2 separate regions of the Homo sapiens genome follow, and region 1 is linked to region 2. A link is a loop called in an ENCODE intact Hi-C map of the cell type or tissue named here. Cell type or tissue: PC-3. All regions are shown on one strand. Each heading gives the region's core, and the rest is flanking DNA. Links, peaks and the distances in the headings are about the cores only.

The links. A loop is a pair of places that touch in the nucleus more often than their neighbours do. Peaks named below come from ENCODE experiments on the same cell type or tissue, not always from the same donor. Only the 100,000 strongest peaks of a DNase experiment are listed, where the experiment ranks them.
Region 1: it touches region 2 in a loop (3-fold over the local background); 3 of 110 quality-filtered maps call a loop at or near these places.

Annotation. Positions count from the first base shown.
Region 1 is chr12:27,253,300-27,269,857 of GRCh38, reverse strand. The region is part of intron 1 of STK38L (serine/threonine kinase 38 like); the gene reads right to left. Among named protein-coding and RNA genes, the nearest start is that of STK38L, 17 kb to the right of the region's middle. In PC-3, for the core only: no CTCF peak of the experiment used is centred there; a DNase peak (open chromatin) is centred at 7,837; H3K4me3 peaks cover 366 bases; H3K27ac peaks cover 972 bases.
Region 2 is chr12:27,181,642-27,198,199 of GRCh38, reverse strand. It overlaps the pseudogene LOC124902904. Among named protein-coding and RNA genes, the nearest start is that of STK38L, 54 kb to the left of the region's middle. In PC-3, for the core only: no CTCF peak of the experiment used is centred there; a DNase peak (open chromatin) is centred at 7,309; H3K4me3 peaks cover 1,451 bases; H3K27ac peaks cover 2,010 bases.

The DNA.
Region 1 (16,558 bases), core at 3,247-11,246, 72 kb before region 2:
CAGCCTGGCCAACATGGCGAAACAACGTCTCTACTAAAAATACAAAAATCAGCCGGGCATGGTGGTGGGTGCCTGTAATCCCAGCTACTCGGGAAGCTGAGGCAGGAGAATCACTTGAACCCAGGAGGCAAAGGTTGCAGTGAGCCAAGATCACGCCATTGCACTGCAGCCTGGGTGACAAAGCAAAACTCCATTTCAAAAATAAAAAAAGATAGAAAGGTCTGGGTTATGACACAGAACATATGCAACATGAATATGTCATGGTTATGAACATGTAGCCAAAAGAAAAAAGCTGGAGGGCTCATGCTACCTGACTTCAAACTATACTACAAGGCTACAGTAACCAAAACAGCATGGTACTGGTACCAAAACAGAGATATAGACCAATGGAACAGAACAGAGCCCTCAGAAATAATGTCGCGTATCTACAACCATCTGATCTTTGACAAACCTGACAAAAACAAGAAATGGGGAAACAATTCCCTATTTAATAAATGGTGCTGGGAAAACTGGCTAGCCATATATAGAAAGCTGAAACTGGATCCCTTCCTTACACCTTATACAAAAATTAATTCAAGATGGATTAAAGACTTACATGTTAGACCTAAAAACCATAAAAACCCTAGAAGAAAACCTAGGCAATACCATTCAGGACATAGGCATGGGCAAGGACTTCATGTCTAAAACACCAAAAGCAATGGCAACAAAAGCCAAAATTGACAAATGGGATCTAATTCAACTAAAGAGCTTCTGCACTGCAAAAGAAACTACCATCAGAGTGAACAGGCAACCTACAGAATGGGAAAAAATTTTTGCAATCTACTTATCTGACAAAAGGCTAATATCCAGAATCTACAATGAACCCAAACAAATTTACAAGAAAAAAACAAACAACCCCATCAAAAAGTGGGCGAAGGATATGAACAGACACTTCTCAAAAGAAGACATTTATGAAGCCAAAAGACACATGGAAAAATGCTCATCATCACTGGCCATCAGAGAAATGCAAATCAAAACCACAATGAGATACCATCTCACACCAGTTAGAATGGCGATCATTAAAAAGTCAGGAAACAACAGGTGCTGGAGAGGATGTTGAGAAATAGGAACACTTTTACACTGTTGGTGGGACTGTAAACTAGTTCAACCATTGTGGAAGTCAGTGTGGCGATTCCTCAGGGATCTAAAACTAGAAATACCATTTGACCCAGCAATCCCATTACTGGGTATATACCCAAAGGATTATAAATTATGCTGCTTTAAAGACACATGCACACGTATGTTTATTGTGGCACTATTCACAATAACAAAGACTTGGAACCAAGCCAAATGTCCAACAACGATAGACTGGATTAAGAAAATGTGGCACATATACACCATGGAATACTGTGCAGCCATAAAAAATGATGAGTTCATGTCATTTGTAGGGACATGGATGAAGCTGGAAACCATCATTCTCAGCAAACTATGGCAAGGACAAAAAACCAAACACCACATGTTCTCACTCATAGGTGGGAATTAAACAATGAGAACACATGGACACAGGACGGGGAACATCACACACTGGGGCCTGTTGTGGGGTGGGGGGAAAGGGGGAGGGATAGCGTTAGGAGATATACCTAATGTTAAATGACGAGTTAATGGGTGCAGCACACCAACATGGCACATGTATACATATGTAACTAACATGCACATTGTGCACACGTACCCTAAAACTTACAGGATAATTAAAAAAAAATTAGCATCACAGAATGAAAAATAAGCCACCGACTAGCAGAAGATAATTGTAACACATAAAAACAAAGGATTAAATACAATGGTAATACAATGATAGCTATTCTTACAAAGTTGTTTCTATGTCTCAGGTACTATTCTGAACAATATACATGCATCTTGAATGCATGAAGAATTCCTATATAAGAAAAACACAAACAACAAAATTTAAAATGAGCAAAAAACCCGAATAGGAATTTCACAGAAGAGAAAACATAAATGGCCCATAAACATAATAAAAGATGCTCAACTACAATTCTAATCAGGGAAATAAACATTAAAACCCCAAAGAGATACCACTTCATACTCTAACAAAAACCTAAAAGGCTGTGAATATCTAGTTTCGAATGAGGAAGAACAATGGGAAGACTATTCACTGCTGGTGAGGGTATAGATTAGTACAACTGCTTTGGAGAACAGTTTGATGCCACTCAATAGAGCTGAACACACACATGCCCAATGACCAAGCAATTCCACTCCAGGTACATACTGTAAAAATACTCCTGCACATGCAGAATAGGAGACACTGCATCATAACAATGTTCACTAGAACACGAGGCTGAGGTGGGAAGATGGCTTGAGACCAGGAGTTCGAGCCTGCACCAGTAGCTGGGACTATAAGCATATGCCACCGTGCCTGGCTGATTTTTTGTTGTTGTGGTTGTTGTTAGAGATGAGGTCTTCCTTTATTGAACAAGCTGGTCTCCAACTCCTGGCTTCAACTATCTTCCCACTTCTGCCTCCCAAAGTGCTGGGATTACAGGTGTGAGCCACCATGCCCGGCCAAGTTCTGCTTCTTAACCTGAGGTAGATACTTTGATGTTTCATTTTCCTTTATTGTACAGATATACTTTATATTCTCATATGTGACACAAGTCAAAATTTAAAAAAACAATTTAACGTTTATTCCCTTTAGATGAATGATGGGCAAATTTACATAATGAATTCATTACTGAAACAATGTATAGATTTCAGACTAGGAAAGTAACTATTTATAAAAGAAGAGCTTAAAACCTGCAACAGAAACAAAAACCCGAAACTGTAAAATTGAGTCAAACTAAAATTTAAAAAACAAAGCAATGATATAAAGTATCATTTGTCCAATGTGTTCTACAAAACGCTTTTTTCTTAAATATGTCTGAGGGAAAACAGGTTCTAGGAGTCAAATACGTTTGAAAAATGCTGGGTTAAACAACTGAACCTATGAAGGAAGGAACAGAACTTCTCAAGCTCTTGACTCCGGAATCTTTTTTACACAGCAGTTAACACCATGCTTCTTCTTGGATTTGTATTTCAGATAAACACAATCTGGGAAACATTTTATAACACAGAGGGCCACACCAGATTGAATATTGCCCCCAGGAATGAAATGAAAACAGGAATGGATTCTCCAGTAAGAGGTACCCAGATATCCTAATCTTCAGTAGCTGACCTAAATCCTGGACAAGTGGGATCAAACCCCATAACTAAATACAACTTTTTAGGAACTAAGTGGATAATCACTCTGTGTTGTATGAACATGTGGGCAATGTGTTTCCTACACAGCTTAAAAGTGCAACAAAAAAAGATCTAGGTGTAATATAAAGAATTTCTACCACTGTTAGGGTAATGGCGGACTGACAGGGAGAGGGTCTTAGATGTTACTTAAGTAAAGTTCAATAGAAGCTTCCAGCACAGATATTCATGTTTCAAATTGGATCGCTCCATTAAAAAGTTTTTCCACTAGACTTCCCCGAATCAAATTATAAATTATCTAATTTTCTACTAAAGTTTTCCCCAGGCACAGGGAATATGTGGACTGGACCTACAAAATTCTTCATAATGTGCTTTTATTACTATAGGAAAAGATGCACATTTATTTTAAAAACTTCTCTATACCACTATCGTAAACCTTTGCACACACTTATTTCTTTTGGAAGCTAACTTCTGAGTGGCAACAATATATATTCTTAAGAAAAAAGTCTGACACAATGCCTTTGTGTCTTAAAATATGTTAAAATATTATTTGAAAAGAGTCAAACATCTGTCTTTTCAGGGTATCACAGGGAGTCAAACTGGAAAATGTGGCACTGTCAGGAGTTTCTACCTGGTGAAGGGTAGCAGACTTTTCTCTTCAGAGGGCTCTTGAGAGGGTAGCATCCATTATCTTGCCAGTTTACCACAACCTAGGCCCAATCCTCAGCCTTATAGGTTCAGAAATTTATTTTTATCAGCATCAATAGGGTAGCTACATTGCTTAGAAGCAAACAAAATTAATCATGCTTCAACAGAAATCAGGATACAGATATATTAATACAGAATGACAAATATAACTGTGACAGAAATAGGAATGCCTGTTTATGGTCATACATGGCCAATACTTTCATTACAGCCAAACTCACACATGCAGCCAAATAAGAGGCCCCTGGATACACAGGCAATCAGAATAAAAAAAGAAGAACTGAACATTTAATAGTCTTCTTTCATTCAATCAATAATTTTTTTAATTAAGCAACTACTATGTCCAGGTAACCTTCTAGGTCCTGGGGATACAGAGGTCTCTGCTTACAGAAGTCATAGGTAAGTAGCAGGTGAAGAGTATGTGTTTCACAGAAGTTTATTACAATATATTAATAACAGCAAAAAATTTTGGAAGCAATCTAAATGTTCAATAATAGAGCTCCAATTAAATAACAATAAATCCAAATAATGAAAAATAATGCAGCCCTTTAAGAATAGCACTTGCAAGCCATAATTCATGACATGGGAAAATTATCATGATGGAAAAAGAAGCAAGCTATATATAGTGCACGATCCTATACACACACATACACACATACATATTTCCTATCCCTTTATATGCATAAGAAAACAAGCGGAAGGAAAGCCATATCTTTAGTCAAATCTTGTTTACTAAAGTACTATTAATGATTATCTTTTCTTTTTCTTCATACCTTTTTGCATTTTTCAATTTCCTAAAACAGCCTTACATGCCTTTTATCACCAGGAGAAAAATTACTTCTAAAGTAATTTCAGTCAACATGCATACTAAGAACTCTTCAGATTTATCTATTAGAAGCTGTGCATGAATGCCAGTCCTTGCATCTGCCTTGGAACTCACAGAGAGCTCTTTTCCTATGGCTTTAAACAATACTCAAAAAGAGTAGCATACCTGAATTTCCTAGTCCTATGTTTTTGTCATCCAACAGCCAGTCTTGTCTAGCTGTTTTCTAAACATTTCAACCAAAACATTTTTTTACAGATAACTCATACAGTCATCCTTTGATATGCATGGGGAATTGGTTCCAGGATCCCCCTTGTATACCAAAATCCATGGATGCTCAAGTTACTGGTATAAAATAGTGTAGTATTGGCATATAACCTACACACATCCTCCTATATACTTTAAATCATCTCTAGATTACTTCTAATACTTAATATGATGTAAATGCTACATAAATAGTTGGTATACCATGCTGTTTTTTATTTGTATCATTTTTTATTGTTGTATTGTTTTTTCTGACAATTTTGTTCCACAGTTGTTTGAATCAGTGGATGCAGAACCCATGAATATGGAGAGTCAATTGCATTTAATTATGCCCAAAGGTAAATGCATAACTTTTTCCCCACAGCTAATCTTCTAGCAACCCCATTGCTGTCCATGGCAAGCAGGCTTAGTTAATCTCTCCCATTCCCATTTCAGGTTCTTTAAAACCTCTTTCAAAATCTCTTTCATCCCACCTTATTCTTCATTCTCACTTCCATCAGCATATCAGTCCAGGCCCTAGTAACATTAATGTTACTAATGGCACTGTTGGTAACATTACTTACCAGCATTCAAGTGGGTCTTCCTGATGCCATTCTCTCCCATCCTGAAATCATTGCTCATAGAACTTGTATGATGTCATTCATTGGCTCAAAAACTTTTAAAGCTTTCCTTTTTCTACCATCCCAATCTAAATTTCTATGCCTGGCTTTTATTAAAGCCCATAATTTGGCCCCACCCTAGCCATTTAACTTTATTTTCCACTATTCACCAGTCTCCTCCCTCATCAACGAGAAGACATACCATAATCAACCTCACCACTAACCCTTGGAATATCTAAACTTAAAAATGGTCCTTCCTTTCCCCTTTACTTGTATTTAAAGAACCTGACGAACTATTCCTCCTCTGCTAAACTTTTCACAATTTCTTCAGCCTCATTTATGTTTCACGTTTTCAGAACATGTCTTGCCATTTATTAGGAATCTCACAATTAGGCACTCTCACGTAGACAGATTTACAGTCATGTATGTTGTCATCTTCTATTAAATTCCACACTCCTTGAAGGCAGGAGCCACGCCTTATTCTGTCCCCCAAAGTACTCAGAATGATGCAGAGCACACAGAAAGTACTCAAATCTTGTTGACTGATCCAGTGAGAAATGACCAACTTCAGTTCCAGCCTCTCTTTAACATGTACATAGCAATTTGGGCAAGTCAAAGCTCCATCCTAAAGGACATAATAGGGGACTCTTTAAGCACATTATGATGAAGGCCCTTTAGGGATAACACCAGAGTGATGAGGTGCCCTATACCAGGGATAATGGAGACAGAGTTCTTGCGATTCATCACTGGGGTCCTCAAAGCATCTTCCAAGGGGATAATAAGGAAGGACTCAAACACCTTTCAATCTCCATGAGACCAGGCATGAGGTCTTTTGAAAGAGTTCTTTAACTGGAGTGAATGTCAAAGAGAAGTGTAATAAAATAAAAGACCTGCTTGTTCATAAAGTGATACTACCTAAATCACCAAATCTCACTGAGCCTTGGTTTAACTCAAGAGGTTTCATGCCACTGTAAGAGGTGGTAACTGCCAACTGATAAGAAATATTTTCATATGCATAGTCGTAGTGCCCCATATTTATGAACTCCTTAAGAGTCTTCAAAAAGCTTTCTATATACATTATCCTTTATTTTCTAACTTTTCTAAATACAAGGTGAGAGAGACACAAAGTGTTCTATCAAAACAATCTTGGCTGGGCACAGTGACTTACGCCTGTAATCCCAGCACTTTGGGAGGCCCAGGTGGGTGGGTCACCTGAGGTCAAGACTAGCCTGGCCAATGTGGAGAAACCCCATCTCTACCAAAAATACAAAAATTAGCCAGGCATGGTGGTGCACGCCTGTAATCCCAGCTACTCGGGAAGCTGAGATGGGAGAATCGCTTGAACCCGGGAGGCTGAGATTGCAGTGAGCTGGGATCCCACCACTGCGTTCCAGCCTGGGCAACAGAGTAAGACTCTATCTCAAAAAAAAAAAAAAAATTCTCAGAGTCTACATATAACAAATATTTTGTTTTATTCTTAGTGTACTTTAAATACATCTATCCATATTATTCCTTTTTTTTTTTTTTTTAATTAGAGATAGAGTCCCACTCCATCACCCAGGCTGGAGTGCAGTGGTGCCATCATAGCTCACTGCAGCCTTAAACTCCTGGCCTCGAGTGATCCTTCCACCTCAGCCTCCTGAGTCACTGGGATTACAGGTGTGAGCCACTGCACCTGGCTGTTTACCCATATTATTCTAAAATTAAGAAACATTTCAGAAATTGACTACTCAATGATTTTATCAGTTTTCTGCCATGGAAAATGTAATGTTTTACGATTTTTAACGTTAATACCTAGCAAAGTTTCTATAGTGCTTTCTCAATAGGTATTTTGATTTGAACATTTTGTACTGAATCAGTGAAAATATATGGAATTTACTAAATGTAAATTATAAAAACTAATTTTCAATAAAATTTCTATTTTTAAAAGTTGAAATTTTACTTTAAAGACATAATTTGTATTTAGTTTCAGTGTGTAATGGCTGGCTTCTCAATAATGGCATTATTATTGTCTGGGCTCTAATCCTAAAATATAATTTTTTAAGAGAAGGGACTATTGTGAGATTTCTGTGGTTTCTTATAGCAAATGAATAGCGTCAAAAATGGTACAAATGGTACACAAACGTCTGATTCATACCACAGCATACAATCATCTGTAACAGACTTTTCACTGGTGAGGAAGTATACCTTGCAAAAACTAAGAAAAGAATGTTTACCCAGAGATCTGCTGCCGCTGCTGCTAATAAAAACTAACATTTACTGACTGCTTCCACATGCCATGCATATGCTAATAAACAGAACTGTATGCCATATATACTGTATTAGTTAATAATATGTAAGGCTTTTAAAACAACATCTGGCAAATAGTAAACCCTACATAAAAGTTTATCATCATCATCTTCATATCACTCAATTCTGAAAGCAAGGATTAATGACTCAAGAAGCAGGCATTACTGCTCTCCACTCCCCATTTTACAGATACAAAAACAAATTTAGAGAAGAACTTAAGAAATTTGTTTCAGGTCACACAGTTAAAATGGTGATGGATCTTGAGCTTTTTCTAATCACTATGTAATTTTGATTAACTGATCAAGTAGACCTTAAGCTGAAAATGGAAGAAGAGATACAAAAAGTTCAGATATTACTGTAACAATGAAAGAAGCTGGCTGGGCATGCTCTGAAAAAGAAAACTGAAAATAATGGGAAAGCTTGGGTCAATTATTTGTTGCAGAAAAACAAATGGGAAAGGTGTTAGCAACAAAGTGGTCTCAGGTCTGTGGAAACCCATGCCCAGAATATGGGTATTAAACAAAGAAAGAAAACTGACAATTTACAAATAAGTTAATATGATACTATTAAGCATCACTGAGATTTGATGAAATGGGACTCTGCACTAGAACAGGGCAAAAGCAAGGAAAGTAGAAGCATTAAGAATTGCTGGTATTCTAGAGACTGAGGCTGACACAAATAAGCTGTGATGGGGACTTCAACTTTTGGGATAGCCGCTAGAATTCTCCCACAGATAAAATCAATGTCTCTGATAAATGCCTTGCTAACCCTTCCACCTCTCAAATAGGAAAAGAAATATTCTGGATGTGAATGTGACCACTGGGAAGAAATTCGATGATAAATGGAAGTACTGGGAAACCGGAGAGCAATTTACCATGGAATTTTCAAGTTTGTTACAATAGCTGGGAATGGAAACATGGGACACAATTAGGCAACAAAAATTACAAAATGTTCAGAGAAAAGAAAAGTAAGTCCTGCCTGAGACTCAAAAAAGAAAGATGAGTCATCTGTTTTAGGAAGCTCTCAACAACAGAAGTCTAGTTAAACTAGCCTTGATTAATTAATTCAACAAATATTTACTGAGCATCCACTATGTGCCAGATACTGTTCCTGGCACCGTATAAAAATACAAATGACACAAAATACCAGCCCTTATGGATCTTATATTCTAGTGGGGCGAGGGGATGGAAAGAAAGTATAGGGGCTGGGAGAGGCATTACAATTTTAAATAAGGACATCAGAAGGTTTCATTGAGAAGGAGGTTTGAATGAGATGAAAAAGAATGATTTAGAAATCTGAAGGGAGGAGAGTACCACACAGCATGTATGGTAAGTGCAAAGGCCCTGAAGCAGAGGTATGCAGTAAGAAACAGCAAGGAGTTCAGTACGGCACAGAGAGAGTGAGGGGGAGTGGTAAGAAAGAGTTCAGAGAGGTGACAGGGGCAAGAACGTGTAAAACCCCGCAAAGACAGTAAGGACTTTGGATTACTCCTGAATTATGCCCATGAGAATTCACACTTATTAGGTTCCCTTTCACTAAATGCTCTCTTGTATTAAATACCTACTTTCACTAGATGTTATGAGAAAAATACAAAGGAAGGCAAACATGATTATTGCCCTGAAGACAGTGTCATTTTGTTCTGTTGGAAGTAAATTATAAATTGAAAATGAATTTAAAAGAATAACAAGGGAAATGTTCCATATCTATACATGATCTGATAAAGTACCAGACTGAAACTTGTGAGCTTTAGAATAATTCCTAGTTATATCACAAGAAGAATCCAGAAAAGAAAGATGAAAAAAAGAGACAAAGAAGGAGAATGAGTCAGAAAAACATGGTGGTGGTGGTGGTGGGGGACTTGTATAACCAAACAAGTGATGGACAGACTGACATAAAACCAGTATTGCTCCTATCCTCTTTCTTCTAGTCACAACAAAAAGATTAAAACTTGATATAAGAAACAGAGTTCTGGCTATAAACTGCAAAGGATATTAATGACAGAAAATGGGAAGATTCTGAAAAGACTGGCTGCACAAAGAGCTCTTCAATGAACTCAGATTTTCAAAGACACAGAAAAAGAAAGGAGGGACACATAACATGGATGCCTATAAAAGAAACACAGGATGGTATCAGGAAGTAAAATGTCCACAATGAGCTGAACTTAAGAAAATCAGCAAGGGCTACAAAAAGGACTTTTGAATTTATGTCTGGAAGAGAAAGTTTACAAAAGGCCTGGTATACACAAAAGGCTGAGTACGTTGGTTAAGGTAAATGGTGTAGTTAATACATGATAGGAAAAAAAAGGGGGGGAAAGAAACCCTTCACTTCTATTTTGCTTTTTAAAAATTCTACACTTGAATACCCCCTCACAGTTTACAAAGACCTTTTACATATTTCTACCTGGAGAGGTAGGTATGACGCCTATTTTATAAAAGAGAACTTCCAGTCCAGTGTCCATCACTCAATCCCTGCCTCTCTTCTCAGTCTAGGAGAACGACAGCAAAAAGTGGCGCGTTAGGATGAAAGAACTGATGCCCATGACACGTGAAGCGGCCATAAAAGACCTGCCCCCGACACACTGCAAATCTGACTTGACCAGTTGTCTACTGTGAGCCTGCATGGGAATTCTGCTGAATGCTATAACTCTTTAACAAGTCAGGAAGACCAAAGAGGTTAAGACAGGAGACAAAGTACTCCATCTTTCAGAGTGAGGAAAAAACACAAACATAACAAAAGAAAATGAACATGGCAAAAGATTAACTCTGTGTTTATCATTCAGCCGGAAGAAAATCCTAGATGATTATAAAACAGTTTCTGAATAGACAAAGATGGGCAATCACTGAGAATCAGTGTAGGTTCAGGAAGAACAAGTCTTGCCAAGTAACTTTATTTCTTTTGTTGGCAAAGCTATAAGACAAATCTATGTGATGCTCTGAAAGGTATTTAACAAGCTCCACTCTCCATTTCTTTCTGAGAGGAAGAGAGATGGGCTGAGTAACACATATACATAACCAATTAAATAACAAAACTCAGAATGCTCATAAATAAGTTCTGCAATATTCACTGGGCTTAGGCAATAGTGTTACCAATGATCTGGATAAAAGTTTTTCCAACATCCTTATCAAAATGTAGGTATGACCAGAGCCTGGAGAGAATAATGAAAAAAAGGAGAGCAGAGTCAGATCTAAAACAATTTTAACAGAATATTAACTGTAACAAATAAAATTTAATAGAGAAAATGTAAAGAATTATATTTGGGTTAAAAAAATCAAATGCTAAATACAAATTGTGAAAACTGTTGTATACATAAAAAAGCAACCAGGCCAGGCACGGGGGCTCACGCCTATAATCCCAGCATTTTGGGAGGCCGAGGCGGGCACATCACCTGAGGTCAGGAGTTCGAGACCAGCCTTGCCAACATGGTGAAACCCCATCTCTACTAAAAATACAAAAATTAGCTGGGCATGGAGGCAGGGGCCTGTAATCCCAGCTACTTGGGAGGCTGAGACAGGAGAATCACTTGAACCCAGGAGGTGGCAGTTAGTTGCAGTGAGCCGAGATCATGCCACTGCACTCTAGCCTGGGTGACAAAGTGAGACTCCATCTCAAAACACACACACAAAAAGGCAACTATCCCAGCACCTTGGGAAGCCAAAGCAGGAGAATTGCTTAAGCTCAGGAGTTCGAGAACAGCCTAGGCAATATAACGAAATCCTGTCTTTATTAAAATATTTTTTAAATTACATTTTTAAAGAAAGAACTAAAGAGTTTTTTCAAATAAAAGCTTGACATAGGCCGGGCATGGTGGCTTATGCCTGTAATCCTAACACTTTGGGAGGCAGAGGTGGGTGGATCACTTGAGGTCAGGAATTCGAGACCAGCCTAGCCAACATGGTAAAACCCCATCTAAAAATACAAAAATTAGCTGGGTGTGGTGGCACTCGCCTGTCATCCCAGCAACTTGGGAGGCTGAGGCAGGAGAATCACTTGAACCCGGGAGGCAGAAGTTGCAGTGAGCTAAGACTGTGCCACTGCACTCCAGCCTGGACAACACAGCAAGACTCCACTTAAAAAAAAAAAAAAAAGCTTGACATAAATTAAAGTGTGAAATGGCTGCCCCTAAAATTTATACAATCTTAATCTTGGGCTGAGTTGACACACACATATAAATAAAGTCATGCACAAGGAAGGTGAATGCCATACTCTACACTGTACTAGTTGGCTCATATCTGGAGAAATTATTCAATACTTAGTGATGCCCTATAGTCATACAAAGGGCAAAATAAATGTCCTCATAATTTGAAAATTAAGTCATCCTCTGGGAGTAACACCAGCCTGAATCAAATAGAGTGATGGAATTTAGCCATCACTGTAAGTAATTCCAAGAAAATGTGTGACTGAAAAGGGCCGGGGATACCCAAGTCTGGTCAAAAGTGAGTAGGTTATAGTTTCTGGGAGACAGGATTGGAATGTGAATTAAGAAAGCTGAAACCTTGTCAACTATGTTGACAGAAGGAGGTTATATTAATCTGAGGTAGTGGGGGCAGAGCAGGAGTTTAACAAGGAAGACTTTGCCTATGTGACCCCAACACTGTCTGAGGTGAAAGCACACTGACCATATCCCCAGAGCAGCGCTGGACAGCTGCATCCTTATAAAGACTCTCCATCAGGTTATCCTGACTTAGTGACACTCCCCATTAAGATTACCCATTTGATTACATGGGCTGGCTTCCCCTGTAGATTCTCCTATAGTGATGAGAGTGTGCTCACCAAACTATAAGCTTCTGTTCCACTCACAGTTATATTAATAAATTCACTAACTGGCATTCTTGGTTTTGTGTCAGTCTCTCCATCACTTGCTAACTATAAGTAAATTCCCGTAATTCTAGTGACTTCTGGAAAATGTTCAGAAAAATGTTCATAGCTAACGACCTAGGTAAGTGAGGTATATACCTTAAATATGACAATCCATATCCAGCTTCTATCCATCTGAGAAGCCCTATGTTCCTTTATGACAATTCTATTTGATGTAAAACGGAACCACATATTTTAAGAGAGAAAACAAAATAAAACACATGGAGGGGAGTGACCAGGAAGGCAAGAGGTCTGAAATCCATATTTGAACAAATTCAATGAAGATACTTAGCCTGAAAGAGAGATGTTAGATAGCCATCTTCAAATATTACTCTTGCAGTGACATAAAATTATCTCTAATTCTGAGATGAGAACCAGTTGAAAATTATATAAGGAAACACTTTCCAGTTAGCACTGTCCTATGCCTGGCACATAGCAAATGCTCATTAAGTTTTGACATATAGTAAATGCCCAACATTATTACCTCTTACTGTAGTTTGGATATTTAAAAAACATAAAAGAAATACATACTAGACACTGTCAGAAAGCCTAGGAGAGGTACCTAACCCTGCCAGAGGTAAGAGGTCAAGGCAGGCCTCCCTGAAAGAGATGCCTAAGCAGAATACCAAAGAAAGCACAGGAATTACCCAAGAAGTATAGGAAAGGGCATTCCAGAAAGTAGTGTGTGAGACCGAAGGTACAAGAAAGCTAGTGGTTCAGTGTGGTTGGAGAGGTGAGTAGGGGAGTGATGGAAGACAAGGCTGGAAAACTAAAAAGGAACTCATGTGTCACACTAAGGAGCCTGGAAGAGGCCATGGGGAGTCACTAGAAATTTTAAGGATGAAAGTTACATAATGAGATTCAAGTTTAGGACAGTCATTGTGGCAGCCACATGGAAGACAGACTGAAAGAAGGCAAGACTGGTAGCAGGGAAAGATGGCTAGTTCAATCACTGGGCACCTGAATGAATATTCTGGCACTGGAGGAAGAGCAAAGGCAGAGTTCAAGACATAGTTAAGGAAGACCTAAAAAATGACTAGATGTCAGTCATAAACAAGGAGGACGAGTCAAGGGTGATTTCCAGGTTTACAGCTTAAGAACCAAATAGAGAACAACGCCATGCACTGGGAAAGCTAAGGAGCACAAGAATGGCTCTGTGAAGGGAGAAGATAAAGTCAGCTCTGGGTGAGCAGAATCCAAGTTATCCATGGAACACACCAAAGGTGGTGATATCTAGAAGACAGATGGACAATGGGGTCTTAAGATCAGGACGGGGACCTGAGCAAGATATACCGGTTTGGAAGTCATCATTGCAGAGAAGTTATTGAAGATATCACAGCATATGAGATCACCCACACTCACAGTGCAGGGAGTGAGAAGAGGATTGGGGACAAAAGAGCACATTAACCATTTAAGGGAATGAAAGTTAGCTATCTTATGATCTGTTAAGTTCCTTGTCTTTAGGCAAGGAACTTAAATATTTAGGCAAAGACTAAACATCCACTTGTTGGAGATGATGTACAGGGAATTCACAACAGAGTTGGACTAGATGACCTCTAAAGCATCTTTCAACTCTGAAAATCAATCAAAAACTTCAAGACAGTATTTCTTACAATCTGAGAAATAACTTTTCACCACTATTACAGAAAAGCTAAAATCTTAAGTATTTTTGTTTTTGGCTTTGTCAGTCCAATATCTTGTGTAAGTTCTAAAAAATAAATTTTTTGTTGTTTGATAATGTTTTCTGAAAGGGAGAGAGTACTTGGTTTACTTGTACAGAAAAGCACAGGCTCTAATTTCTTAGCCCTATTTTTCCTTCTGTGGGTCCAGTTACACTCTTGGTTAGTATGAAAATGCAGTTTTACTACGGTAAAAATTCAAACACATGTTCCCAGCTATTCATCCCTTTACTTTCTGCCACCTTGTGCCTGAATTGGGCTATACAATGGGGCTAATCTATGGATTTAGATCTTAAAGCTTTAACTACATTTCAGAAATGTGCTTATAATTTTCATTGATATTTAAAGTATGTTGATTTCTGTCTCCTTTTCTGCTCAATTCTAAAAATAAAGAGACACTGGTCCATATACAATTTTAAAAATTAAATCCAGAAATGTTTGATTAAAAGAAACTGCCATTTTTGGCATAAAAATACAACCAGAGTATTTTCAGACAGGACTGCTGGGAGTTCAACTTAATCCTTAAATATGGCACTGGTCCTACCAAGTGGTACCTGGAAGAGGTGTGGAGGTACTTGATCTCTTTTAACCATATGTACTTTTTCTCCCGCCCCCTCTCTGTGCCTCCCCTACCACCCCACAAGCCCGCTTTTCCTCCTTCTGTTCCTTTCACTTTCCTCCTGAGAGTGCCCATGATCTTTTAGTATTACCAGTAATGGCACTAAAGCCAAAACAGCTGCCAACCGCTGGCCTAGAAATACAATGGATATAATTTGAATTAGAGACTACCATTAACTTTTTGGTTGTCCTTAGAAAACAACTTTATATTCTGTTTCAGTGGTCCAATCCAAAGGACAGAAAAAAAAATAACCACTGTAGAAAGTAAATCTATGTAAAAAAGAAATCTGTAGTGCTTTTTATCTCTAGCAATCTAACGTAGATTATACATACAAAGTTTATAATAACGATTTGCACATACAGGTCTCTGAATGACCAAACAAGGATAGAGGAGGACCAGAGATGATGTTTGACACCATCTGAAGTTTAGGGTCATGTTAGTTATTAAACTGTGTTATTTTTAAAAAATAATAAGGCTTAGAGTAGAGAGGAGAAAAGAATCAAGGCTAGAACTAGAATAAAAGGACTTCATTATTAGGTATTACAGTCTTGGGAAATGTTTAAGAGTTCCATAAAACCCTATGGGAAAGGTAAATAATCATGTTCCTACCACAATCCCCTCCCTCAAGTCAGGTGCTCTTGAAGCTGTGCTTTGATGCAGCATTCTCTTTATACAACAACCTCGGTGGTTCTAGGCTTCATCAAAGAAAAGGATTTTAGTGGATTTACTTTTCTCTTTATCTCTCTGGCTGATGGTATCTTTACTTTTTCTGTTTAATTTCACAAAATGGAAGCAAGAGACAATTTATCACCAGCACTGCACTCCAGGTTGGGAGTGAGAAGCACAGAAGAGGTGCTTCCAAGAGGCTACTAGAGGCAACAGAAACACTTTCTTACAAAAGCTCAGAGTGCTAAAGCTGGATAAACATAAATAGACAGCAAATAAAAGTTCATTGCTCCTGTCCAGCATCACGGCAACAATTCCGGTTCCTGTGGCCCCCTAATATGCTTCGTGTCTTACATCACTATGTGATAATACCCGCCTGAGGCTTCTCGGCCTGAAACACTCCTCCTCACCCTTCAAGTCTAAGCTCAAACACTCACACATCCTTGGAAAGCTTCTCTCACTATCCCAAGTAGGTGCCCCTCTCCCTTAGGTGTGCCTCTCACTGCTCTTTCATGACAGCTGCTATGCCTGATTGCAGCTATTTCTACCCCTGTGAATGTAGCTCTCCAGTCACCTGCCCAGCTTCTGAGGGAGCACCATGTCTTTCCCTTTCCATATCTCCTGGCACACGGTATGTACTTTATGTACAATTCACAGTGAAAGAACTGCCTAGGTTCTTTCACTAGAGAGACCCATCCATGCAAGTCTCTCCTTCCCAATCTCACCTAGTTTAGAACTTCATTATTATCACCTAGATTATTTGTCTCTTCACTGGTCTTCCCATTTCTGGACTCTCTTTCCTTGAATTCACTCCATATACACTACTGCCACT
Region 2 (16,558 bases), core at 3,264-11,263:
CCAAGTGCTGCTGCAATGCTACAGCCATCCCACCCTCTCCCCCTGCTTCCCGGACTCCATCTGAGACACTGCTCAATTCCCCTGGCTGCTGTTGAGCTAGGGGCTGGGCTGGGGCTCACACTCTGACACTAGGTAGAGGCCCAGGATTGCAGAGGGTGGGAGGATGGGGGAGACCTAGGCACTTGAGTATGTGACGAAAAGTGGCATTCAAATCCCTGAAGAAATGGCAGGATCTTTAAAAAATATTGGGAAGATTGGCTAGTAATTAGCAAGAAAATATTAAATCCTTACCTCATTGCACCAAATAAATTAGACAGGCTAAAAATTTACATGTGAACACTTTAAAACACAAAAGTAAAATAATACAGGGGAAAAATAATGATAAATAATGTTGAGTACAATTGAAAACTTCTGTGTGGCAAAAAAATCATACACAAAGTTGAAAGACAAATGACAAACTCAGGAAAATATTAACAATACTGTCCAAAGGCAAAGGGTTAATATCCACACAATAATAAAAGAGCTTACATAAATCAAGAAAAATTAACAATCTAATAGAAAATAATGGGTATAAGTCACAGATAAATTAAAAATGCAAATGGTCAACAAACATGGAAAAATGTTCAATTCACAAATATTCAGAAGGCAAATTAAACAATAATGAAATGATTTTCATCTATCAGACTGGCAAAGATCTCTAAAAATTGATCAAACACATGCATTGACATGGTTAGGAGAAACACACACTTTGTGTTTTTTCCGCGGGTATATAAAATAGCACAACTTCTCGAAAGGGCTATCTGACAAGAAGTATCAAACATAAGATGTGCAGACTCTTCACTGCAACAATTCTACTTGTCAGACTTTACTCCAAAGAGATAATACAAATTTGAAAACAGGTACTCACACTTTATTTATACTTTTGAAAAACAGGAAACAACTTCAGTGTTCCTCAGTAGGGGTTGGCTAAGTAAATTGTGGTCTAAGCATCCATGGAACACTATGCAGCCCTTAAAAAGAGTGACGCAAATCTATTAGGTTGGTGCAAAAGTAATTGCGGGTTTCAAAAGCTGAATATATAAACACAGAGAGATGGCTTCAATTATTGATACCTTGAGGCCCATTTATTCAATGATGTCAATTGTTATCCTTCCTCATCAGCAGAGTTTCTGATCATTCTACTATTATTATTATTGTTATTGTTATTTGAGACAGGGTCTCACTCTGTCACCGACTGGTGTGATCTCAGCTCCCTGCAGCCTCGACCTCCTGGGCTCAAGTGATCCCCCCAGCTCAGCCCCCTAAGTAGCTAGGACCACAGGCACACGCTGTCACACCTAGCTTAATTTTATTTGTTTATTTTTTTGTAGAGACAAGGTCTCAGTATGCTGTCCAGGCTGGTCTCAAACTCTTGGCCTCAAGCGGTCCTCCTGCCTTGAATCCAAAGTGCTGGGATTACAGGCATGAGCTGCTGAGCCTGGCCTCTACCCTTAATTAAAGACTCTGGCAACTGACATATAGTCTTTCAAACCACTATCATCCAAGGTTACTTAAATATCTGTGTGGACATATCATCCCATTTCTAGTCTCAGGAAATTTTGAATGCCTCATTTTCAATAAAATGCAGTAGATTGATACTCTACAGTCACATGCTCTCAAGGCCACAGTACACACAAACTGCCTCATCTCTAACATTACTAAATCAGGTATCCCTCTCTCTAATCACAGTCTCTTATCCTCTCAACTGGCATGCCTAACTGTCATAATACATTTGTTCCCTTTTTACTTCAGGTCCTCTAATCCACGCCCCCATTCATCTTAGACTTAATGATCCATCATTTCACACTTTCTCCTGCCAATATTTTAAGTACCTTCGCCTCATTATTCTCACTGCATCTGCAACAAAAGCTCCTATCCTTTGTTTTTGTTTTTCATACCTAGGCTGCCAAGCACTGCTAGATGATCACATCTTGGTAGACAAGTATAATGATACTTATCCGGGCCCTTTCCGACTAGGCCCTTTTCTTGGGTGCAGTTCCCTCAAAGGCAGAGCCTGAGACAAGGATCTGAATGTAAGTGGTTTATTTGGAGATAAACCCAAGTAAAAGAATGAACAGGAGAGAGAGAAGAGAGACAGAGACGGAGAGGGAAACGGGACAGAGTGGAGGAAACCAACACAGGGTGTGTTGATGAGCAGATTACTACAGTGGGCTCAGTTCCACTGGAGACCTCCAAGAGCCCACCTGTGAGTTGGCCCCCATATTTCTCTCTGTCATTGGTTGAGAATGGCTCTCGGTGGCATTAACTCCCTTTTATTCCAGGCTGCCTTATGCACAAGTCACACAAGCTCCCAGCTAGAGAACACCCCCCAGGCAAAGCTGTAGGTGCCTGCAATAAAAAGCTGTCAGCATGTTTGTACCTGAACCATGAGTGCCAAGGGGATTCAACGGGGCACCAACAGCACATGTTGCAGCCATCCTGTTCCAGTCTCCTTGACGTGTTACCCTAGTTACCCTCATCCCCCCTCCCTACAACCAGCTCAAAATTCCTCTCATCATTGCAAATCTCTGATGCTCTTGTCTCCTCACTCTCAGCAGATGACCTTGTCTCCTAGTTCACAAAGGAATATTGAAGATCTCAGAATGGAACTTGCCAAGTTCCTGCCAACAATTCTAACATGCCGCCCACATCCATACCCATCACTTCTCCCTCCTCACCTCTTCATTAGAGGATGCATTTCTCTCTTATCTAAGGCCAAACTTCTCTGCCTATTCTTGGTCCTGTCCCTTCCAGCTGCTTGGCCACTCTCCTCAGTTGATTGCCTCGTCTCCCTCGTGAGTCTTCAACGACTGTCTCTCTCACCTCCTCTCTCCCATCTTAAAACAAACAACTCTCGGTCAAATCCACATCCCATTCCATCTATTGTGCTGTCCCTCTCCTCCTCTCTCCCATCTTAAAACAAACAACTCTCGGTCAAATCCACATCCCATTCCATCTATTGTGCTGTCTCTCTCCTGCTCTTTACACCAGAGTTTATTGAAATAGTATCTTAGACATGTGGCCTCCAGTCTCCTCTCATTCATTTCCAATCAGTCACAGGTGATCTCCCTGTGGCAGAAGTCAGAGGACACCAGTCCTTATCCCTCTTGCCCTTTCAGCAGCATTTGACTCTGGACATTCATTTCTCCCCTGGACTCCCATTGGAGTGATTCTTTTGATTTTTCTCCTTTCTCTCTGGCTCCTCCCATCTCAGTCTCTTTATTCACCTCTTTGATGATGCTGTTTTCAGCTCTCCAACCTTCTTCACCAGTGGCCTTACCCACTTCTACACCATTAATTATCATGTCAAGGCTGATGATTCCCAGATCTACAGAAACAGTCCAGGTTTCCCCCCTGACTTGACCTAAATATGCACTTGCTTAACGCTCACACTCTGTTCTGTCATTTTAACCAAGTCATTAAATTTCCCTTAACCTACGTTCTTGGGCAAAACATGGAAATGAGAGCAACTACTTCTTTATTTTGAAATAATTCTAGAGTCACAGAGAGTTACAGAGATAGTACAGAGAGGTCCCCTGTACCCTCACGCAGTTTCCCCCAATGGTTATATTTTATATAACTATAGTACAATATCAAAACCAGGAAACTGACATTAAAACAATGTATATAGTTCTCTGATATGTTATCAAGTGTAGATTCATGAAACCACTACTGTAATCAGGACACAGAAGTATTCGGTCACCACAAAGATCCTCCTCATTTGCTTCTTTTTAAAAATGTTTATTTTTTTTAAATCCTCATCAGATCCTTGAGAGAAGGGACATACATATAATTTTGCCATGTGTTCTCAGTGTCCAACATGTGCTCTTAAAAGGCATTGCTAAATGTTTGGGAAAACAAGAATGGAATAAAAGAAGGCAGATTCCATCTGTGGAGGTCACAGACATCAGCCTGGGAGCCAGGACAGACCATGAAACCTCTTAGCTCCATACCAGGAGCCAGGAGCCAGGAGCCTGAGGACAGAGGCTTCCTCCCCAGATTTACATCCTGTTGAATGAGATGTTGGCAGACACAGGCTAGAAGTCGGAGTGGTGAGGCTTACCTCACACTCATTCCAACAATCACAGCCCCTGTCTGTAGCAGAGAGGAAGGACTTTTTCAGTCCAGGACCTTTTTTGGAAATCTCTCACATCACACCACATGGCCAGTTCCCCACTCCAGCTATCTGATGCCTGCCCTGCTCTGCCTGACATCACTGGCACATTCCTGTGCTTGCTGGCAGCACCCAGGAGATCATCCCAACCTCTGCTTTTTTGCTACTCAGCCAGCATGTGGGACATTTGTCTCAAGGCTCAAGAAAAGTGTTTGGTCCTAGGGCATGATTTAAAAATTATGCTTAACAGTAATTGCCCTTAATAGGTCATATTTGTTTGCTCAGTAATTATCATAGTCAATAAGTGAACTCTGAAACTAAGAAGAGAGGCAAAACATAGAACAAAACAGCTAAAAAATGCAAAGACAGCTACACATATGTTCAGGTTATAAGCCCTATATAGAACGTGTGTGTGTCCGTGCCACCAAATTAGGTACTGTTGGAGTGAAAAATAAAGGAGTATTTATCCAGCAGTGAGCTATGTTATTATATTATAATAGGCTTTAATTAGAGAGAAAGTCAAGTTTGTGTTCCCTTAATAGCCTGGTTAAAGTCTCTGAAATTAGAAAACTTAGCTTAGAATCTTTGTGTCAGCAATGAGCAATCTGTGTTGTCCATTCTGCAAGTCTCAAAGGGCAATTATTTGATTTACAAGCCAGAAACTCATTTATCAGTTGTAGTTTATAAACTTGGTGCAGCAATTTGTGAGTTGACGTCATGCTTATAGCAGGGTGGTTTGGAAACAGTCCACATGGGGATTCATTTCATTTCCTTTTCTTTTTTTTCCTTTTTTTAGACAGGGTCTCACTCTGTCACCCAGGCTAAAGTGCAGTGGTGCAATGACAACTCACTGCAGCCTGGACCTCCCAGGCTGAAGTGATCCTCCAGCCTCAGCCTCTTGGGTAACTAGGACCATAGGCACGCACCCACCACACCTAGCTAATTTTTTATTATTTTTTTTTATGTTTGTAGAGACAGGCTGGTCTCAAACAGTCCTCCCACCTCAACCTCCCAAAGTGCTAGGATTACAGATGTGAGCCACTGTGCCTGGCTGGATTTATTTTCAGTAGTGGAAGTGAGAGGCATGGAAATAAGGCAACACCTGGGTCCCTTGGTCTTGAGAAACTTGGAGATTTGGAAGCACAGTGTGTCTTGTACATTGAGTAGAGGGCCTGACTGATCTCATGTCAGAGTCCCTCTGATTTTCAAGCTCTACATTCACAGAGAGCACACACAGAATGGATGGGCATGTGTGGAAGTTCAGGGATCTTTGTTTTGTTCACTGGCATTTCCTCAGTGCTCAGAATAGTGCATGGTGGGCTCTCAGGATATTTTTGTTGACTAATTATTCAATACTTAACAATGTGTGCAAAGGAGAAAGAACAAATCAATAGCTATTCAGTTGCCAACAAGCCCAGAGTGTCACTCTCAGACTTAGCCACAAACTTTGCTGTTGGGTCACAGCAAAATGAAAGAGGAGAGGGAAAAACCAGGAACCAGAAGAGTAAGGACTGAGGGTGAACCGAAGGAGCTCTGGAAACTCTGTGGTCCAGGCCCAGCGTGGTTTGGTTTAGATGACAGGTTGGTTCAATCTAAAGTGTGGGACACGTCAGTGGGAGTTCCAGTGACAGGCTAGAATCAAAGTCAGGTGGATGGAGAGTGGGTCAATCCCAGCAGAGCCCAGCCAGTGGCTGAAGGTATCAGAGAAAGGACTTGGTTTTATAGGGGAGGGACCTGGCAAGAACTAAGAACATTTGAAAGGGCAAAAGAACTAGAGTGCAGGGCTATGGAAATGATCAAAGTGCAAACATAGTGCGTTAACATGGTAGGTGCCTGGGGAAGGCTGTTATCTGTCCAGTCGACATGGATGCCCAGGGCTTCCTAGGTCTTTGCTGGCAAGTCAGATTCTAAGGGTCAGCAGCTGGACAAGGGCTGATGATAGTGTAGGCAGGGCCAAGCCTACACATAAAGGAGACCAGATCAGCTCTCTCACTGCACGCTTCCATTGTATCCTTAATATGCTTTTGGGCAACACTACTTACACTTGCAATTACCTCAACAGCTTTTGTACCTTGCTGGTATATGAGGGCGGGCATTGTTTTTATATTGACTACCACTATATCCCCAGCACAATACTTGGCACATGATGCGCACGCAGTGTGACTAAAGGAAAGAACTGGGGCCTGTCTATGGAAGAGGCTTGCAAAAGCAGAGATGGACTCTGAGACTCAGCAGACTTACATCCCAGCAATATTTCTCAACTCATCTACCTCTTACTTCTTTGCAAGGGTCAGGACTGGAATTAAGGAGAAGGAAAGTACACCACAGTCATGACCTGCCCTGTAGAGCAAAGCTTAACAGGACAGCTCTGCTATGCTGCCCCTGTTGTCCTGAATAGCACCAGATTTTCTGTTGCAATTACACAGTTTAGTCTTTGAATAGTGCATTTTCATGCCAGCATTTTCTTCTACATTAAAGAAGAGAGCTAATAAGACAGTATGAGGGTCCAAGGAGAGGAAAGGTGAGGAGTAGAGAGAGGAATGAGAGAAAGAAAAGGAAGAAAAGTAAAGATCTCATTATCATTTGCACCAGGACTGGATTTGGGCTGTTAATGGCTCTGCTTCTCAGTTACTGCCCCAACCTGCCCATTGCTGACTTCTACTCTCCTACGATGCTGCAGTGGCAACAATCACCTCAGGAGAACCTCCCAGAGACAAACAGCCCTGCCCACCACACAGCAGAGCAGCAGCCAGTTTTGTTCTGACCTCCTGACTTCCACACCTCACATGTTAAAGTTCAGCTCCACTGCACTTGCTCCTCTCCTAGGACTTTTCTCCTTGTAGCATGAGCATCCCTGTCAGTGAGACAGAGCTGGATGGTATTAAACTCTAGAACGCCTCTGTAGCCAAAGCTAATAAACAATGGAAAGAAGGGTGGATGGTGGAAAAGAAAGATTCTCTGTGTGTATATGTGTATTTTTAAACTAACAGGAAAAACATTGCAAATGGAATTTCAGTAGAACAAAATCTTATCCAACAGGAAATTTTAAATGATTCTAAGAAATACCAAAGAACGCAGACTGTTTGCAGAAAAACCAATGGATGACAACATTGCCTCTAAAAGGACTTGCTGTTTGAGATAAAAAAAAATAGCAAAAACTGGCCTACACCCACAAAGCAAATAGCTGTAAGGGATGATGGGAACAAACTGGAATGTGGAATTCTTTGACCCACATTTTTACAGCAAATAAAAATAAAGGATTTCAAATGTAATCCTAGGAGGGTAGGGGGAAAGAAATCAAAGAAACCAAATGACTTAGAACTAGCAGAAATAATTTCCGGAAAAAAGAGGCTCTGGGCATATATGGTAAGGGGAAAAATATCAGTATCTCATTCAGATGTATTGATCTCTTAGGAAGGGATTTGGACTTTTCCTCCAAACACCTTCTTCCAGTGAAGTTAGTGCTCACTGGAGCCCACATGGGAAGCAAGAAGTTAGAGCTTCCAGAAAGTCCACTCACAGACACAGGTGGTTTTTGAGTCAAGCCAAGGGATGTGTTAACCAGCTTACTCTTCTAGGTAGTAGAATGCCAGTTACAGGCTAGGCACAGAGCAGGAGAGACAGGGTATCCTTGGATTGTAATCCATTTTAAGAATTTCTATAAATACAATATTTACCCTCAAGGCATGCTTTATTGGTTTAGGGTCATGCTTTCTTTTTGAATGACAAAAGTAATCCAACACAGAAATATCTAACCACTGTGCAAAGGAGATATGAACATATACTCCATTCATGACACATGATACAAATGCAAAATACAGTTTACCAGAGGGAACCTTACAAACACAGAAGTAGCAGAGCTCATGCAATCCCGCAAGTTATCTTTCCCAGGAAAAGCATGCTTAGACTGGGACTAGAGAGATATAGTCACAAAAGGACCTATTCCACAATGCTCTACATACATATAGAGAAAGGTGATCATGTACCAATGGGAGCTTGCAGATCAACCTGTTCAGAAGGGAAGCTATTCCTCATCTCTAAAAGAAAGATAATAATTGTACTTACTAGCTGGGTGCGGTGGCTCACGCCTGTAATCCCAGCACCTTGGGAGGCTGAGGTGGGTGGATCATATGAGGTTAGGAGTTTGAGACCAGCCTGGCCAACATGATGAAACCCCATCTCTACTAAAAATACAAAAATTAGCCAGGCATGGTGGTGGGCGCCTGTAGTTCCAGCTACTCAGGAGGCTGAGGCAGGAGAATGCCTTGAATCCAGGAGGCGGAGGTTGCAGTGAGCCAAGATCGTGCCACTGCACTCAAGCCTGGGTGACAGAGTGAGCCTCTGTCTCAAAATAATAATAATAATTGTATTTATCTCATAAAGCTATTAGAGAGATTAAGATAATTAATACTTATAAAAGATGTAGAACACTGCCTACACATAGAAAGCAATTTTTCAATTAAAAAATATGTATCAAATACCAACTATGAATCAAGTGCCATTTTAAGGGCTGAAAATGCAATGGTGAAAATGGAGCTTCCATCTAGTGGGAGTGAAGATAATAAACAGCACAGCGTATAATACAATGTCATGTAATAATAAGCACTCTAAAGAAAATAAAGTGATGGGAATGCTTTTTGTACATAGGTTGGTAAGGAAACGCCTCTATGAGGAGATGACACTTGAAGAAGACCTGAATGGAGTAAGGACACAAAACATGTGGCTATCTAGGGGGAAGAGTATTCTAGGCAAAGGAAACAGCATGGGCCAAGGTCCTGAAGCAGGAGCATGCTCAGGGTATTCCTGGGATAAGAAGGCCGGGTTGGGCACGGTGGCTCACGCGTATAATCCCAGCACTTCAGGAGGCTGAAACGGGTGGACTGCTTGAGGTCAGGAGTTCAAGACCAGCCTGGCCAACATGGCGAAACCCCGTCTCTACAAGAAAAAATGCAAAAATTAGCTGGGCCTGGTGATGCATGCCTGTAGTCCCAACTACTTGGTAGGCTGAGGCAGGAGACTGCTTGAACCCTGGAGGTGGATGTTGCAGTCAGCTGAGATCATGCCACTGCACTCCAGCCTGGGTGACAGAGCCAGACTCTGTCTCAAAAAAAAAAAAAAAAGAGCTGTGAGCAAAAAATATTGGGAAATGAGATCAGAGAAGTAGGCAGGGGCCACATCTTGCAGGGACTTGTAGGCTATGATAAGGACTTTGGATTTTGATTAAGAATAATGGTAAGCCATGGGAGAGGATTAAATGGTGAAGTGACATTATCTAATTCATGTTGTGGAGGGATTGTAAGAGAAAGAAAGTAGAAAGAGTTGTTAGGTAGCAATACTCCAGATGTGAGATGATGGTGCCTTAGGCTGGGTGGTGCCACTATTTGTCCTGAGTGACAGCTGGCAAGTATGGTGACGCCATTCTTTCAGATGAGAATCATCCAGGAAGGAGCCGTTGGGTTGGAGGTATTCAAAAGTTTGGTCTTGGACATGTTAATTCTGAAACATAAATTAGACATCCAAACCCAGTAGGCAGCAGCAATGAGATTTACAGCAGTTGACCATTCATCAAAATAATGCTGCAGCAAGCATTCGCCAAGATGGGTTTGAGGGCCTGTGTGGGGAGCACTGCAGGACATTGGCAAGGACCTATGGGTCAATGGCAACTACTATGGATGTCAAGGCATTGGCTCCCTTCAGGAAGACTGAAGGAGAAAGGAAGGAGCATGGCTCAGAGGCCCTTCTGGAGTGGTGTGAACTGCAGTAGGGTGAGGTGACATCAGCTGCATTTGGGGAGGTGGGGGAAAGGGGTTTCTCAGCTGGGTCCAAATAGCTCCAGTGTCTCACTTGGGATTTTGCTCTATTTATAGCTTCTGAGGCTGAGGGTGGGGGGATGAGGCAAAGATCAATCACTTAATATTTCTGAACCTCCTGCTTTTATCTTTTAAGGAAAACAGACTATTCATAGTAATAAGAGCTAATCATTGAATATTTTTCTATATATTGCATACTGTACTAATCGCTTTATAAGCACTGCCTCATTTTATCTTAACAATATGCTGGGAGGCAGATGTCAGCTTATAGATGAGGAACAGATTTAGCGAGAACAAGTAACTTTCCCTGGGTCACAGAGCTTGCATTTATTTATTTATTTGTTTATTTATTTATTTATTTTTATTTTTATTTTTGAGATGGAGTCTTGCTCTATCACCCAGGCTGGAGTATAGTGGCACGAACTCAGCTCACTGCAACCTCTGCCTCCCAGGTGCAAGCGATTCTCCTGACTCAGCCTCCCGAGTAGCGGGGACTACAGGCATGCCACAACTCCCGGCTCATTTTTGTATTTTTAGTAGAGACAGGGTTTTGCTATTTTGTCAGGCTGGTCTCAAACTCCTGATCTCAGGTGATCCACCACCTCAGCCTCCCAAAGTGCTGGGATTATAGGCTTGAGCCACCATGTCCAGCCACATAGCTTTTAAGTGGTTAAGAGACAGGGACTAGAATTGAAATCCAGATAGTCTGACTCTAGAGACTGCTACAATGTTCTGCTTCCAGCTGTCATGTACTATTTCTCTAGGATAAAAGTCACACCTCACATATGTGTTAACATACTTCAGAGCCCTCCGCAGGAACACTGGCATGATTAATTTAGGTGCCTTAAGGCAACAGCAGCTGGCCAGCACCAAATGACTTGTTAAACTAAATAGTGGCTCCCAGCCTCACCATGGACATTCAGATGTCCATGTCCTAAACTCTGTAACCTGTCGCTGTTACATTTATGGCAAAAGGGATTTTGCAAATGTGGTTAAGTTGGCGATCTTGAAATGGGGAGATTGTCCTGGATTAGCCAAGTGGGCCTGATGTAATCACAAGGGTTCTTCTAAGAGGGAAGGTAATGTGAAGGTGGAGGTAGAGAGAGATAGAGATTTGAAGGTGATGCTACATTGCCACTTTTGAAGACAGAAGAAAGGATCATGAGCCAAAAAGTGCAAGGAAAACAGCTCTAGAAGCTGGAAAAGGCAAGGAAACATATTCCCCTAGAGTCTCCATAAGGAAGCACCCTGCCAACACCTTGACTTCACCCAGTGAAACCAATTTTAGACTTCTGGCTTTTGGAATTACAAAAGAATAAATTTTTGTGTCTTTAAGTTGCCAAGTTTGTGACAATTTATTATAGCTGCGATAAGAAACTATTAATAATATGAATGGAGTGGGGTGGCAGGCATGGCAGCTACTGGATGAGGATGTCAGGGAGAGCTAGAACTAGTGCGGTGGTGAAAGCCCCTGGACATATTCAAGGATAGAATGGTCTGAGAAAAGGCTAAGAAGTAGCCACAAGCTGTTCAGCTGAGGATAGCTGCAATTTCTAACACATCCCACAGAAGGCTGGGCTTCTGGAAAGGTCAGGATAACTATTTAAAGGATTGTTGAGTCAAAGGAACCTCTGCTGGTCTGACCAGGCTTTCTTCATGGTGCAGGACTGAGGAGACCATGCATCCACTTGGTGAGATGGGGACCCAGGTGCTTTGCTGGTCAAGCAGTGGCACCTTGGCTCAGCACACAGCACAGTGTTTTATACATAATGGGGCCCCCTTAAGGTTTGTCCCTTGTGGACAGCGTGACTCAGAAGTAGGAAACACATACACATATCCACCCGCATACATACACATCTCAGAGTTGAGACAAACATTTTCTCATTCTAGATTTCTAAATAAGCCCTAAAAATAAAAGCCCTGAAAAAAATTCTACCCAAATGTACAGGATTAAAGAATAATAATCTGATGTAGGGCGTGGCTTTTCTCTAAGGAAATTCGTGCCATTTATCACAGATACTCAGGTCCATGAGCACTCCACCCACAGCAGTGGGAAATGTCAACGTTAGCAAGGAGAAGTTACCACTGTACCTGATTTATCATGGCCTCTGGGGTAAAACTGCAAACATATGCTATATTAATTAGCTTTAATCAACCATTGTGTAAGGAATTGAAATACCAATACTCTATCATTTTTAAACAGGGCAGTCTGAATTTCCTAATGTTGGCCTCTGGAAAGACTACTTGCCAACACACTGGGAGTATTTCTTGATTTGCTCCCAAGGAAAGCATTATTCACAGAAAGACATTTTAGCATTTCAGAGCTCTGGAGCCCTTAGTTTCAAACACTCTTGGTTTGAGTGACACTGAGTCAGAACTTAATGGTTTTTGGCCTATAGTCAGCAAGATTTATGAATCAGACTCCAGATACAATGCCATTTCTATTATTAACTTCTTTTTACTGATTATAAATACTGTGCAAGAGCCCGTGGCCTGCAGTGCCACAAGGTCCATCTCAAATGCTAAGGTTCTCACAGTGGTGGTCACACAGGCATTTCCTTTACAGTATCCAGTTCATACTCCTGCTCCAGCTGTGGTTGGTGGTGACAGAGGCAGTGATGTGAGGTTGCTGCTACAATAGCAGGGAGTTTCCGGCCCCAACCAAGATTAGAGGTGCAGGCAGGCAACCCCAGCATCAAATGGTATAACTGATTTCATAAAGCTATGAAAAGGAAGTCAATCTGGGAGAGAGGTAGACTCTGGCAAAATGTAAGTGTTACATTTACCCCTCACCTGATGAACTCCTACTCACACTTCAAGGCTCAATTCAGATGTCTGATGAAGATACCATGAGATTGCATGACAAAGCTTAGCAGAATTATGGGAAGGGCTTCTTCCACACCTTGGCTTAGAACAGAGATGGTTCTGGGGTAACACAGACTGACGGGAAGACAGTAGCACCTGAAGGGATAAAAAAAAATTACGGTGTATGTCATTGTAGAAAACATAGGAATGCAGAAAAGTGTACAATAAAAAAATCCAAATCACGCATAATAGAACCACATGGATATAGAACTATTAGCAATTTACTGCATTTTAAAAGGTATTTTATTTCCAGACAATTTTTTAATCATTAATAAATTATGGCAAATCCATATGATACAGCCAGTAAAATCAATTTTTCAAGAATATTTAATGACTTGAGAGAATGTTTGTGATACAATAAAAATTCATGTTGTACTTTTTTCAGTATGATCTAAATTTTGTAAAAAGAAAACATATACACATCTGCATATATACATTTAAAACTGCTGAGGATTAATAAACAAATGAATTATAAATGAAAAATAACTGCAAATTCTTTGTCACTCTCTAAGTCATCCCAGCCCACCCCTGAGTTGGGGTCTATTTCTTTTCCTTCTTGAATCTGTTTAGGCCTGAGACTGATTTGACCAATAGAATACAGGATAAATGATTCTGTGATAATTCTGGGCCCGGCTTTTTAAGAGGACTGGAAACTTCTAATTCTTCCCTCTTGGAACTCAGCTGCCAAGCTACGAAGAGACCCAAGCAGCTATGGAGGAGCCATGTTGAGGATGATCATCCCCTTTGGCCAACAGCTGTAGCCGGCACTGGCCAGCATTCCTGCCAGCTTGCCAGGCATGTGAATGAACCATCTTGAAAGTGGGTCCTCCCTCCTCCAGCGAGGAATACACAAATGGTGTATTTCTGTCGGCTAAAATCAGAGATCTTTGTGACTTTTCCTCCTTTGTTCATTGTATTGCTTTCTTCCACTTAGCTTCTTCATATGTCAATATTCCCTTCTTCAATTTTTGATAATATGCCTGGATGATTAGTTAAGATGATTTCTCATTAGAAAATGCTGTGGGAAAATACACATATATACACATATTTTATGTAAGTGGTTTCCCAGTTTTCAGCAGTACAATAATCATTTTTAACTAGGAAGACATACTTTTTTCAAAGACTTGTCCAAAAACATACCAGGTTGCTGTTTGGTGCAATAATCAGGTATTTATTAGAGAGAAGTATAAAGGCATGTGAGAGGCCGTGTGCCTCTGACTATCTGATTCAGGTCAGGTGAAGGTTGGCTGTGTTTTCTAACTCAATAAATGGACTGTTTAATAAAAGGTAATTTAGCCAAGTGCAGTGGCTGACACCTGTAATCCCAGAACTTTGGAAGACCAAGCCAGGAGTTTGAGACCAGCCTGGGTTACATAGCAAGACCTCGTCTCTACAAAAAATTTTAAAAATTAGCTGGGCATGGGAGTGTGTGCCTGTAGTCCCAGCTACTTGGGAGGCTGAGACAGGAAGATTGCTTGAGCCCAGGAGTTCAAGGCTGTAGTGAGCTATGATTGAGCCACTGCATTTTACCCTATACAACAGAGCGAGACCCTGACTCTTAAACAAAAAAAGGTTATCTGCCTAACGTATTCAGCCATACCAAAGCCAGGGGTGCCAACCATATTGTTTCTGTCTTTTGGAATCATTCCAAGATATAGAGCTCTGAGAGAGGATATTCCATGCTGTAAGACCTTAGTAGCATAAAACATTCCCCTGTCCAGAATTGCTTTGAAAATTCTGACACCTCTCCCCGCCAAAAAAATACTGGACAATAATACATTCAACATCACATTAGGTCTGAATATGAATAACTCATTTTAATTACTTGCATATATTTAGTACAGCATTACACAATGTTCACATGCCTGCTATTTTAGGAACAATAAGACTTTGAACTTAATCCTTAATGCTTTTGCCTTAAATCCAAGATAGGACAAATTTGGACATACGTCTGCAGGACTACTCCTCACTCCTAGGAGGAAGGAGATTCTTCAGAATCAGCTCTATTCATGTGTTTGTAGTAAGCCATCTCTGATTGTTTTTATTCACAATACTTCTGACACCAAACATGGGGTTTTCACTCACATCAATCCATTCTCTAACTCTTCGAACACCAACTAAGTGTTCTACAATTCAATTCAATTCTGACACCATCTACCCAGAGTGAGTGCAGACCCCACAGGTTAAGGGCTTGGTCCCACAAGACTGTTCCCACTTCAGACACCAATTGCCAGTTTGGGCCATTCATACTCCTGAGCAACTGGTTATAAAGTAGGGGGATTCCTACAACCCTCTCCTCAGGTTCACAGACCTCAAGACAGTGCTTTACTTACTATTCCCAGTTTCTTACAAAGGATACAATTCAGGAATAGCCAAATGGAAGAGATGCACAGGGCAATGTATGGTGGGGTGGGTGGGGATGGGGGAGGAGTTTCTAAGCCCTCCTTGGGTCCCCACCCTCCTCCCAGCACTTGGATGTGTTCACCAACCCAGAAGCTCTCCAAACCCCATTGTTTAGGGACTTTTTGTTTTGTTTTTGTTTTGAGATGGAGTCTTGCTCTGTTGCCCAGGCTGGAGTGCAGTGGCTCACTCTCAGCTCACTGCAACCTCCGCCTCCTGGGTTCAAGCGATTCTCTTGCCTCAACCTTCCGAGTAGCTGGGGGTACAGGTGTGCGCCACTACACCCAGCTAATTTTTGTATTTTTAGTAGAGACGGGATTTCACCATGTTGGTTGGCCAGAATGGTCTCGATCTCTTGATCTCGTGATCCACCTGCCTCGGCCTCTCAAAGTGCTGGGATTACAGGCGTGAGCCACCGTGCCCAGCCTGTTTAGGTTTTTTAATGGAGACTTCATTACACAGGCATCATTGATTAAATCATTGGTGATTAGTGAATGAACTCAAACTCCAGCCCCCTTCCCCTCACTGGAGGTTGAGGGGAGTGGGAAGGCTGAAAACTCCAGCCCTCTTATCACATGATTGGCTCCCCTGGCAACCAGCCCCTATCTTGAAGCTATCTAGGGGTCCACCAGGAACCACCTTATTAGCATAAATTTAGGTATGATTGAAAGGAACTTGTAATGAGTAACAAAAGATGCTTTTATCACCCCTATTGCTCAGGAAATTCCGGGAATTTTGGAAGCTATGTCAATAACTGGGAACTGGCGGGGCATGGTGGCTCATGCCTGTAATCCTAGCACTTTGGGAAGCCAAGGTGGGTGGACCAGAATTTCAAGACCGGCCTGGGCAACATGGCAAAACCCATCTCTATAAAAAAATTGTAAAAATTAGCCAGACATGGTGGTCCATGCCTGTGGTCCCTGCTACTCAGGAGGCTGAGTTGGGAGGATCACCTGAGCCTGGGGAAGTTTAAGCTGCAGTGAGCTGTAATGGCACCACTGCATTCCAGCCTGGAGGGTACCTGTCTCCAAACAAAAAATAAACAAACAAACAAACAAACAAAAAGAACTGGAACAAAGACCAAATACATATTTCTTTTTACCACACCATCTTTCTGAGTTTTCCTTTAATAGCCCATGAACATAAACTCCCCACCCTCATAACTGTTTCTTTCTTCAGGGAGAGATACAAAACTTATTTCTTGGGTGAAGATCTCCACTTTAAGCTGCAGATTCACATTACTGTGCCCTTGGCAATATTAACTCATTCATTCATTCAGACAGTCAGTAAATTTTTTTTGAGGCATTGTTTTAGGTACCGTTCTGAGTGC